2 separate regions of the Homo sapiens genome follow, and region 2 is linked to region 1. Evidence: chromatin loops called from intact Hi-C (ENCODE). Cell type or tissue: PC-9. All regions are shown on one strand. Links, peaks and the distances in the headings refer to the core of each region. The heading gives the core; the rest is flanking DNA.

The links. Peaks named below come from ENCODE experiments on the same cell type or tissue, not always from the same donor. Only the 100,000 strongest peaks of a DNase experiment are listed, where the experiment ranks them.
Region 2: it touches region 1 in a loop (4-fold over the local background); 13 of 110 quality-filtered maps call a loop at or near these places.

The regions. Positions count from the first base shown.
Region 1 is chr12:64,794,002-64,799,103 of GRCh38, forward strand. It overlaps a transcript of TBC1D30 not described here. Among named protein-coding and RNA genes, the nearest start is that of TBC1D30, 28 kb to the right of the region's middle. In PC-9, for the core only: CTCF peaks have their summits at 2,482 and 2,682; DNase peaks (open chromatin) are centred at 2,390 and 3,350; H3K4me3 peaks cover 602 bases; H3K27ac peaks cover 3,064 bases.
Region 2 is chr12:65,224,691-65,229,792 of GRCh38, forward strand. The region is part of intron 4 of LEMD3 (LEM domain containing 3); the gene reads left to right. Among named protein-coding and RNA genes, the nearest start is that of MSRB3, 51 kb to the right of the region's middle. In PC-9, for the core only: no CTCF peak of the experiment used is centred there; no DNase peak of the experiment used is centred there.

The DNA of each region.
Region 1 (5,102 bases), core at 384-4,383:
TGGTAACTGTGCACGGGTGAAAATGTCAAATGTCTTGATTCTAAATATATGCGCTTTGATCGACTATTCTATACTTGCTGTATTGCCTTCTCACTTGTCTTGTTGCTCTTGAGAAGGCTGAAGCCTTTCTGATGCCTGACACTTTATCCTGGACTGTTTATTTTTTTTCCCTTTAAGAGCTTGTGGACTGTTCTCCTTGTTCTTGGTGTTCCTGAAATACAACAATCATGTTGCTTGGAGTGGGTCTGTTTTCACTCAGGTCATTGTCACTGGGCCTAGACAGGCTCTTTCAATCAGGCAACTTTTGTCATTCAGTTCTGGAAATTTTCTCTGAATTATTTCTTTGTTGATTTTTCTCCCTCCTTTTTCTTTTTTCTTTTTCCTCTTTCTGGGGTTCTATTGTTTGGCTGTTGGAACTTATAGACAAGTTCTGTAATGTTCTTTCTTTTTTTTTTGAGACAGGGTCTCGTCTGTTGCCCATGTTGGAGTGCAGTGGTGCAATCGTGGCTCACTGCAGCCTTGACCTCCTGGGGCTCAGGTGATCCTCCCATGTCAGCTTCCTGAGTAGCTGGGAGGTGCACACTACCACATCTGGCTAATTTTTGTATTTTTTGTAGAGATGGGGTTTCAACCACATTGCCCAGGCTGATCTCAAACTCCTGGGCTCAATCAAGTGATCCCCCTATCTCGGCCTCCCAAAGTGCCAGGATTACAGGTGTGAGCCACTGCACCTGGCTGTAACGTTTTCTCTCTTTCTCGCTTTCCAACTCCTTGTTCTTTTGATTTATTTCCTTGGAGATTACCTCAACTTTATTTTCCAGTCCTGTTATTGAGAAATCTTTTTGGGTTGCTATTTGAATGTTTCTTTTATATGGTATCCTGTTCTTGTTTCATAGATGCAATATATTTTCTTATTGCTCTAAAGATATTATGATAGAGACTAAAACAGACAAAAGAAAACAATTTGGAAGAGATAAGATTATACAGGGAGGAAAGAAACTTTCAAAACTGTATTATATTTAGAAGCTTTCCTTAGATGTCTGGTATTCTTTGGCTGTCTGCTCATAAGTAAGTGTGGGAGTCTAAATGCTGACTTGAACTCTGGGCTCCCTGGCAGGGCTTATTGACTTTGAGCTTCATTGAAGTGCCATGTGGATGGGCCCTTTGTTGTGGAACCCCTCAGGTCAGTATCTTCAAGTCTTTCATCTGGGCTGGTCAGATTCTTCAAGGAAGAGTCTTCTGATCTCCTGCTCGAAGGGTGAAGGTCTGGCTGCTGGTATTTTGGGAGCCGAGTGGGGTGAAGAGAGCTGGGAGTCTCTGCATTCAGTATGCATATGGCCACTGAGTCCCTGTTTTAGGTAAGGTACTCACCCTCAGCTGGTTGTCCAAGGACTCTGTTATCACTCTCTTCAAAAATAAGACTCTTAAACTTTTGCAGGGGTGGGAAAGTGGTAATTGCCCAACCTTATGAAGAGAGGAACGAGGGATCCAACTACTTCTCAACAGCCTTCTCCCCATATTTCTTGTCAAGCCTCCTGGGGAACTGGTTGCCAATCCCCAAGTCTCTTGTGGACTGTGTAGTATAACATAAGTTGGATTTCAGCTTTCCTGTTAGTTTGGGATTTGGCTTTCTAGGATCCTCTGTCAATTTATGTTTGTTTGCTTTTCCAGCTTCAAAAATTCATTGCTGTTCTCCACGCTCCTTTTTTTTTTTTTTTGTCCTTCACTCTGGTCCTTGCGGGTTATGATTTAAAAATTATCTTTACAATATTTTTAGTGTGGTTTTGGTGGGGACCAAAGTTAGATGCTTTTTTTTTTCAATCTTCCGTCTTACCCAGATGTGCTTTTTCCTTTTTCATAAACTCATTTCTTTTGAGAGACAAAAATAAGTTATCATTTAGATTAGGGTAGATTTGCCTTAAATTTGGAATTTGCCTGCAAAATTGTGAATTTAATTACAAATTTGTTAATATTGATAACCGTTTTAGGTATGTTTTTGATATATAATTAGCAGCCTGGTCTACCCTGAAATAACTTAGAATATGACTAGATGAAAGAAACTGATTGAGCTTGCATACAGCATATTTTAGCAACAGTTTCTCCTCATTTTCTTTAAGCTCTTTAGCATCTTAAAGTTAAGAGTTTTTTTTTTTTTTTCATTTTGTCATAATTTACTTGTGTTTCTTATGACCTCGTTATAAAGGGGTTGATTTGTAGGAAAACTGAATCTTAGTCACGGTAATTGGGAGCTACTAGAAATTTTTAAAAAATGATCTCCATTTACCCACAACCTTTGGTTGAGCAAAGGGAAACTTGGAAAAGTTGAACTTTGCTGAAACTCACTCAGCTGGTTAGTGACTCAGGAGTTTTTTGTTTGTTTTCTCTTGTCAGTTATGGCAAGAGAAAACTATATATACAGCCAGCAGGGGGAGCTCCTTCCCTTAAGCTTACGTGAGAGAAGTATTATACTATTTATGTTCTCTGTATTGCCACAAGGGTAAGACAGCCTTTAAGACTAAAAATGATACAACATCAGATAGACACCATATGAAAGAAATAAAGGGAACTTTTGTTGGAACTACCATGTATATGTATTGTGACCATTTTTGTGTTTAGTTATATTATGAGAGAATACTTCTAGAAGTGGGGATATTTTGCAATTTATAGTTTAAAAAGAGGCATTTACATTAAACCATTTTTTAGAGACTATATCTTTCAAAAGCGTTATTCATTTAACAGATATTCTGTGTTTACTATTTCCCACACATGATTGTAGGTGCTGGGAATATGGTAACAAGCAATATATCAAGATTAAGACCTCACGATTTGAAGTTCTTTTATACGAAGTGTAAATACAAGCCTAAAAGAAATACTTTTTCCCCCAAAAGAATTGACTCTTTAATTTGGTAGGACAATCAACTGCATTTTTCCTATGTCAACAGCAAAATATAAGATGATAATATGACTTATACTGAATGCTTACTTTTAGGAATTTCACATATATCTTCAAGTATCATTCTCCTCTGCAAAAAAAAAAAAAAAAAAAAAAAAAGACTATTCCAGTGTTCTTAAGCTTTGCTGCATATTGGAATCACTTGAAAAATTTAAAAAGGCTATTAATGCCTGGCTCCCCAGCCCAGACATTCTGCTTTTACTGGCATGGAGTGTGATCTAAACATTGTGATTTTTAAGCTCCCTGGGCTATTCTAATGTGCAGAAAAGTTTGGGAACTGTTGGACTGTTTCCTAATAGTGACAGCTTCCTGAAGACAAGCTCCTTTGAATCTCTTTTCTTCCTGTTGTGTCACCTTGCACAACATATTTGACCTAGCAGTGATCAATAAACATCCAGTGCTTGGTTTCTTACTAACTCTGCTTAGAGTTTATGGTCATCAGCATAATGACTCACTTGTGTACATATTTAACTTATTTATTCCACTCTTTGTCATTTTCACCTTGCAAAACCCCAAGCCTGATTAAACTCAAGTCTCTGCACATTCTGTCTCTGCATCTACCTAGCTAACTGCAGCTGCAGAAACACATATCATGGGGACGACTCTCTTTAAATATGTGACCACCAGCCTCACAGACACCCTTGGTACAACCAGCAATCCTATGATATTTCTTTAGTCTGTTCATACTCTCTCTCTCTTTCCCTTTTTACATCCTATTTTCTCCCCTCGCTCTCAGCTGGTGATTTTTGCTGTGTATTTTAACAGAGAAAATGTAAGCAATCAAAAGCGAATGTCCTCATACTCCCACCTGTATAGGTGGCATTCCTCTGAACCTCGAGATGAACTGTTCAGCTCTTCTGGGGTACCCTGGATCCATCTTGTCTTCCCTACTCAAGGAATCATCCTTCTTCTTGTCTCTCTTCCTTCATCAGGTTTTCCATCTCTGCTGGATGATTTCAACCAGTATAGAAGCATGTCATTTTATCCTTAATCTGAAACCAAACATTAAAGTCATCTCTACACCTCTCTTCAGCCATCATTCTGGTTTTCTGTGCCTCTGCTTTTTCATCTGTAAAATGGACAATAGTATTGGCCCTACTTACCTCTTAGAACTATGTTTTGAAGACAGAATTGAAAGTACTTTGAAATGTTAAATGTGTACATGTATATATGTAATTGTTTATAAATTCAAAAGTTCTGTGTTGAGTACCTGCTGGGTGCTAACATGCAAAGAAGAAGAAAAATATACAGTATCCTCAGTGAGCTTTCAGAAGAATAAAGTCAGAGAAGCAAATAAAAAATTACAGTATAATAGTTCTAATGGAGGTTGTGGTATATTGAAATAGATTTTTTGACAACTGCCATTTTTACACATCATGTGCTGACATTTTGAAGTATTCTGAATCCATCTTTCCAATATAATCAGCTAACAAATGGTGGTTTTCACTGTACCAGGTTTCAGCTTGACATTCCAATGAGTCTTACACTGTTTCAGGATAGAATTATGTATTTTTATGAAATTGGAGGAAAATGCTTAGGAGAAGGTGTTGCTGACATAGGAGAATTTCAGGCAAGTCAAGGCTGATTTGATATTCTCAAGACAAGGACTCGTTTGAGTGGTATTAGACTACCTGAAAGACCTCCTATTGTAAAATTTAAAAACCTTGACGTTTGCTCAATTATGCAACAGAGTTATTCTGGGGATGAGTGGTAGAAAGATGGAATGGGAGCTCAGAGTGTTCTCTGTGTATGCAGATCCTCTTCTCTTCTTGGTTCTCTTTCCTTGGGACCACTTCTTCAGGGTACAGACTGGGCCTCAGCATCTGCCAGGCTGGTCTGGCTTCAGGCACCTTTTTTTTTTTTTTTTTTTTTTGTTGAGACGGAGTCTCGCTCTGTCACCCAGGCTAGAGTACAGTGGCACGATCTTGGCTCACTGCAAGCTCCGCCTCCCTGGTTCACGCCACTCTCCTGGCTCAGCCTCCCGAGTAGCTGGGACTACAGGCACCCACCACCATGCCCAGCTAATTTTTTGTATTTTTTAGTAGAGACGGGGTTTCACCTTGTTAGCCAGGATGGTCTTGACCTCTTGACCTCGTGACCTGCCCGCCTCGGCCTCCCAAAGTGCTGGGATCAGGCACCTTTCTTAAGA
Region 2 (5,102 bases), core at 697-4,696, 430 kb after region 1:
CTGAATATGGACTTATTTTGGTCTATCCTCATTAGGATTCATTGGCTTCCTTGAGTCTGAATACCCATTTTCTTCCCCAGGTTTGGGGAGTTTTGGGCCCCAAATAACATGGTGTTTTTGTTTTTGTTTTGTTTTGTTTTGCCTGTTTCTTTCTTCTCTTTCTGAAACTTCCATATTACTTATATTGGTTGGCTTAATGGTGTCCCATTAAGGTCCTTAGACTTTCTTTACTTGTCTTTATCCTTTCTTCATTTTGCTTGTCTGACAGAATAATTCCAAATGACCTTCTTTTGAGTTTGCTGATTCTTTCTTCTGTTTGATCCAGTCTGCTTTTGAACCCCTCTAATGAATTCTTAAATTCAGTTATTCTTTAGCTCCAAAATTTCTGGGTTTTAAAAATATTTTCTGTCTCTTTGTTGATATTCTTACTTGATTCATGCATTGTTTTCCTGATCTTGTTGAGTATCTTTATGATGGCTTTTTCTGAATTCTTTGTCATGTAATTCTTAGACTTCTACTTCTTTAGGATATGTTTTGGAAGTGTATTTTGTTTCTTTGATTGACCATGTTTTCATGGTTCTTCATGTGCCTTGTTACTTTGTGTTGGGATTCGTGCATTTAACAACAACAGAAATAAAAAAAACAGCCACCTTTGTAGACTTTGTGTGGGGAAAGTCTTTTACCAATATGTCTGTGTAGACATTCTGGATTTCTTAGATATCTTTTCTGTGGTTGTGGTTGTGACCTCTCTGGATTTTTGCCTGTGAATTTCCAATTAGAGAAGTTTTGCTGGTTTATTTTCTCATAGTTTATAATCTTTTGATCCCTGGTATCTGTAGGTTATCCCTGGTGTCTGTAGATTATCTGGAGCTGCCATAAGCTATCCAACTCTTTTGTTTGTTTGTTTTGAGACAGAGTCTTGCTCTGTTGCCCAGGCTGGAGTGCAGTGGCACGATCTCAGCTCACTGCAACCTCTGCCTCCCTAGTTCAAGCGATTCTCCTGCCTCAGCCTCCCAAGTAGCTGGAACTACAGGTGCCCGCCACCATGCCCAGCTAATTTTTTGTATTTTTAGGAGAGACGGGGTTTCACCATGTTAGCCAGGATGGTCTCGATCTCCTGACCTTGTGATCCACCTATCTTGGCCTCCCAAAGTGCAGCGATTACAGGCATGAGCCACTGCTCCTGGCCCAGCTCTTTTTTCTTCTTAGTGGCCCCCAGGCATCTGGAGTATACTGAGTCCTATCCGCATTTTGAATCAGGTGAGGCAGAAGCCAGCGAGGCAACACTCCTTGCCCCTGTGAAGTCAGAACTTTGGATGCATGTCTAACTTTTTTCCTCCCCAGGGAGAAGCCAAGAGTTGGGGTTTTTCTCAACTTTCTTCATGCCGAGCTGGGGGTAGGGACAATGGTGAGTGAGTGCTGTTGCCTTTGTTCTTAGTAGTCCTTAATTTGGTGTCTTTCAACTATTAGATTCAGACATGACAGAAACCAGTTGCCCCGAAAAGTCAGATCATTAGATGTATGTTCTAGTCTTCTGTTTTCCTTCTGAGGAGGAAGCCACGAGTTGGGAGTTTCCTCTCTATTGCACTGCCCTGTGGGGTGATGAGAGTGTCTGGGAAGTGAGTGATATGAATTTTCCTAACAGCTTTGATACAGGTGGTTTTGTGCTTGCCTAGGTGCAGGAACCTTTTAACTAATTTCTGGATTTTTCACAAATGGAATTGGTCCATGTATTTTTGTTGAATCGGTGTCTCATTGAGGGAAGGAGGGTCTGGGGCTTCCTATTCTGCTGATGTCACTCCTCCACTTTTTAAAAATTAAGAATGTAGTATATGTTTTAAGGCTTTCAGCAAAGTTTTGGTAATAGTCTCCTGTGATTATGCTTGTCAACAAAGAGAAATATTGACTGAGTTTTTAACTTAATGCATGACTTATATGTAGGTACCAAAAAGATCCTAAGACAGTATAATAAGGAGATTATATCTGGAGTCAAATTCTGGTACTGCCAGTAGAAGCTATTACATTTTGGTAAAGTCTCTAACTTTTCTGAACATGTTTCTCTGTGAATGTGGGACTGCCGTTAATACCTGTCAAAGTTGTTGGGAGACTTGAGTATATAAAATGCCTAGCTCAGTGCCTGATGATTATAGTAGCTTCCCAATAAATTCAATTTCTGTGTTTTCTAATTAAATCAGTGCCACTCTAGCGAGTAATCTCTAATAACATGCCACAGAAATTTTGTTTAAGGTTGTTTATTGTCTTTATTTTCAATTTTGACCTAGATGAGAACATTAATGACAGTAAAATTTATGGATAGTGTAATAGCTAATAGACTGGACAGTTAAAGGATCAGAATTCAAAAAGATCTTGACTAAGGAGGAGTTATGATTATAGGGCTCAGTGTTATGGGATGGACGAATGTCAGGGTGCAGGCAAAAAAAGGGATTGGATTGAGGCTAAAGGAGACATAGAATAAAATATTCCATGAAGAAAGGCATAGTGAGAATCCAAAGCAAGCAAACTATTCCTTATAAAATAATTGAATGGGTTTTCACTTCTAGTAGTAGGACTATCTTATCCCATTCAGTGTTTCTTTCCTGTTTTCTTTTTGTTAGGTAGTTAAACCTCTGAGATTTGATCTCTGAGAGGTAATACCGTAGATCTGTGTTATGATTGGTCATAAATTCCTGGAGCAAGTTTCATTGCTTTTCAGAAGAATGCTGAGACTCTTAAAGCATATGAAATAGGATTAATTCTTCCTTGGTATCTGGGGATTACTTCCGGGACCCCCATGGACACAAAAATTTGTAGATGCTCAAGTTCTTTATATAAAATACTGTAGTATTTACATATAACCTATGCATATCCTGCTATATACCTTAAATCTTCTCTAGATTACTGATAATACAATGTAAATTGTATGTAAATAGTTATTATTATACTGTATCATTTAGTGCAAACTTGTCCAACTTGCAGCCCAGGATGGCTTTGAATGCGGCCCAACACAAATTTGTAAACTTTCTTAAAACATAAGAATTTTTGCGATTTTTTTTTTTTTTTTTGGCTCATCAGCTGTTGTTAATGTATTTTTTGTGTGGCCCAAGACAGTTCTTCCAGTGGGGCCAAGGGAAGCCAAAAGATTGGACACTCCTGGTTTAGGGTATAATAAGGAAAAAAAAAAAGACTGTACAAATTTAATGCCGACATAATCATCTGTTTTTTTCCCAGATATTTTTGATTCATGATAGACTATATTGACTCTATTCAGTATTTCAGTCCATGGAGGTGGAACCCATGGATAAAAGGACTGACTGTACTGTGTTTGAAGGACTGAAGAAATGGGATAGGGACTGGGGACAAGATAGGACCTGACCAGTAATTAAGGTGGAGCTGAGGAAGAGGCAGGGGTTGGTGTGGAATTATTAACCTCTCTTTCACTTCTTCCAACCATTTTCTTGTAGCTGTGGGTCAGCAATGGTACAAGTTAAAAAGAAGGGACACAGATGCGGGGTTGGGGTAAGTCAAAGTCTAAGCCAGGCAGCAATAGAGTATAAGATTAATTCTACTGAAGACTAGCAGCAAAAAAGTTACTAGAAGCACTCTTGCATGAGTTAAATTGGAAACTGCTTATATCTACTTAAAAAAAGATATTAATGAACTGTAGCTTTTTGTGTTTTATTATTATTATTGTTATTATTTATTTATTTATTTATTTTTTTTTTTGAGGTGGAGTCTTGCTCTGTTGCCCAGGCTGGAGTGCAGTGGCGAGATCTCGGCTCACCGCAAGCTCTCCTTCCCAGGTTCATGCCATTCTCCTGCCTCAGCCTCCCAAATAGCTGGGACTGCAGGCACCTGCCACCACGCCTGGCTAATTTTTTTGTATGTTTAGTAGAGACAGGGTTTCACCATGTTAGCCAGGATGGTCTCGATCTCCTGACCTCGTCATCTGCCCGCCTCAGCCTCCCAGGGTGCTGGGATTACAGGCGTGAGCCACCGTGCCTGGCCACTTTTATTATTTTTAATTGACATAATTGTACATATTTATGGGGTATAGTGTGATATTTTGATACATGTATACAATGTGTAATGATACAGTCAGGATAAATGAGCCATCACCTCAAACATTTATCATTTCTTTGTGTTGGGAACATTCAAAATTTGCTCTTTTAGCTATTTGAAAATATATAATAAATTGTTAATTATAGTTGCCTTGCAGTGTTATAGAACACTAGAATTTATTCCTCCTACCTAGTTATAATTTCATTTAACCAACCTCTGGCTACAGACCCTCCACCTGCCACTTTGCCACTTTCTAGCCTCTAGTAACCACTATTCTCTTCTACCTCCATGAGATCAACTTTTTAGTTTCCCCAAAGGTAAAATAAGCCAAGTTCTTAGTAGTCCTTAACTTGGACTTCTAACTCATTTGTCTTCCACAAGTGAGAATATATGGTATTTGTCTTTCTGTGGTTGGCTTATTTCACTTAACATAATGTTCTTCAAGTGCATCGGTGTTGATGTGAATCACATAATTTTATTCTTTATTATGGCTGAATAGTATTCCATTGTATATATACCACATTTTCTTTATTCATCTGTTAATGAGCACTTAGGTTGATTCCATATTATTGTTAATAATGCGGCAATAAATGAGAGTACAGATACCTCTTTTCACTTACTGATTTTCTTTCCTTTGGATATATACCCAGTAGTGAGATTGCTGGATCATATGGTGGTTCTATTTTTAATTTTTTGAGGATCCACCATACTATGTTCTGCAATGCCTGTACTGATTTACATTCCCACCAACAGTGGATAAGAGTTCCCCTTTCTCTGCATCCTCGCCAGCATTTGTTATTTTTTGTCCTTTTGATACTAGCAATTCTAACTGGGGTGAGTGAATATCTCATTGTGGTTTTGATTTGTATTTCCCTGATGATTCATATGTTGGGCATTTTTCCATATGCCTGTTGGTTGTTTGTATGTCTTCTTTTAAGAGATGTCTGCTAAGCTCATTTGCCCTTTGAGTTCCTTGTGTGTTCTGGATATCAATCCCTTGTCAGATGAATAGTTTGCAAATGTCCCCCATTCTACTAGTCATC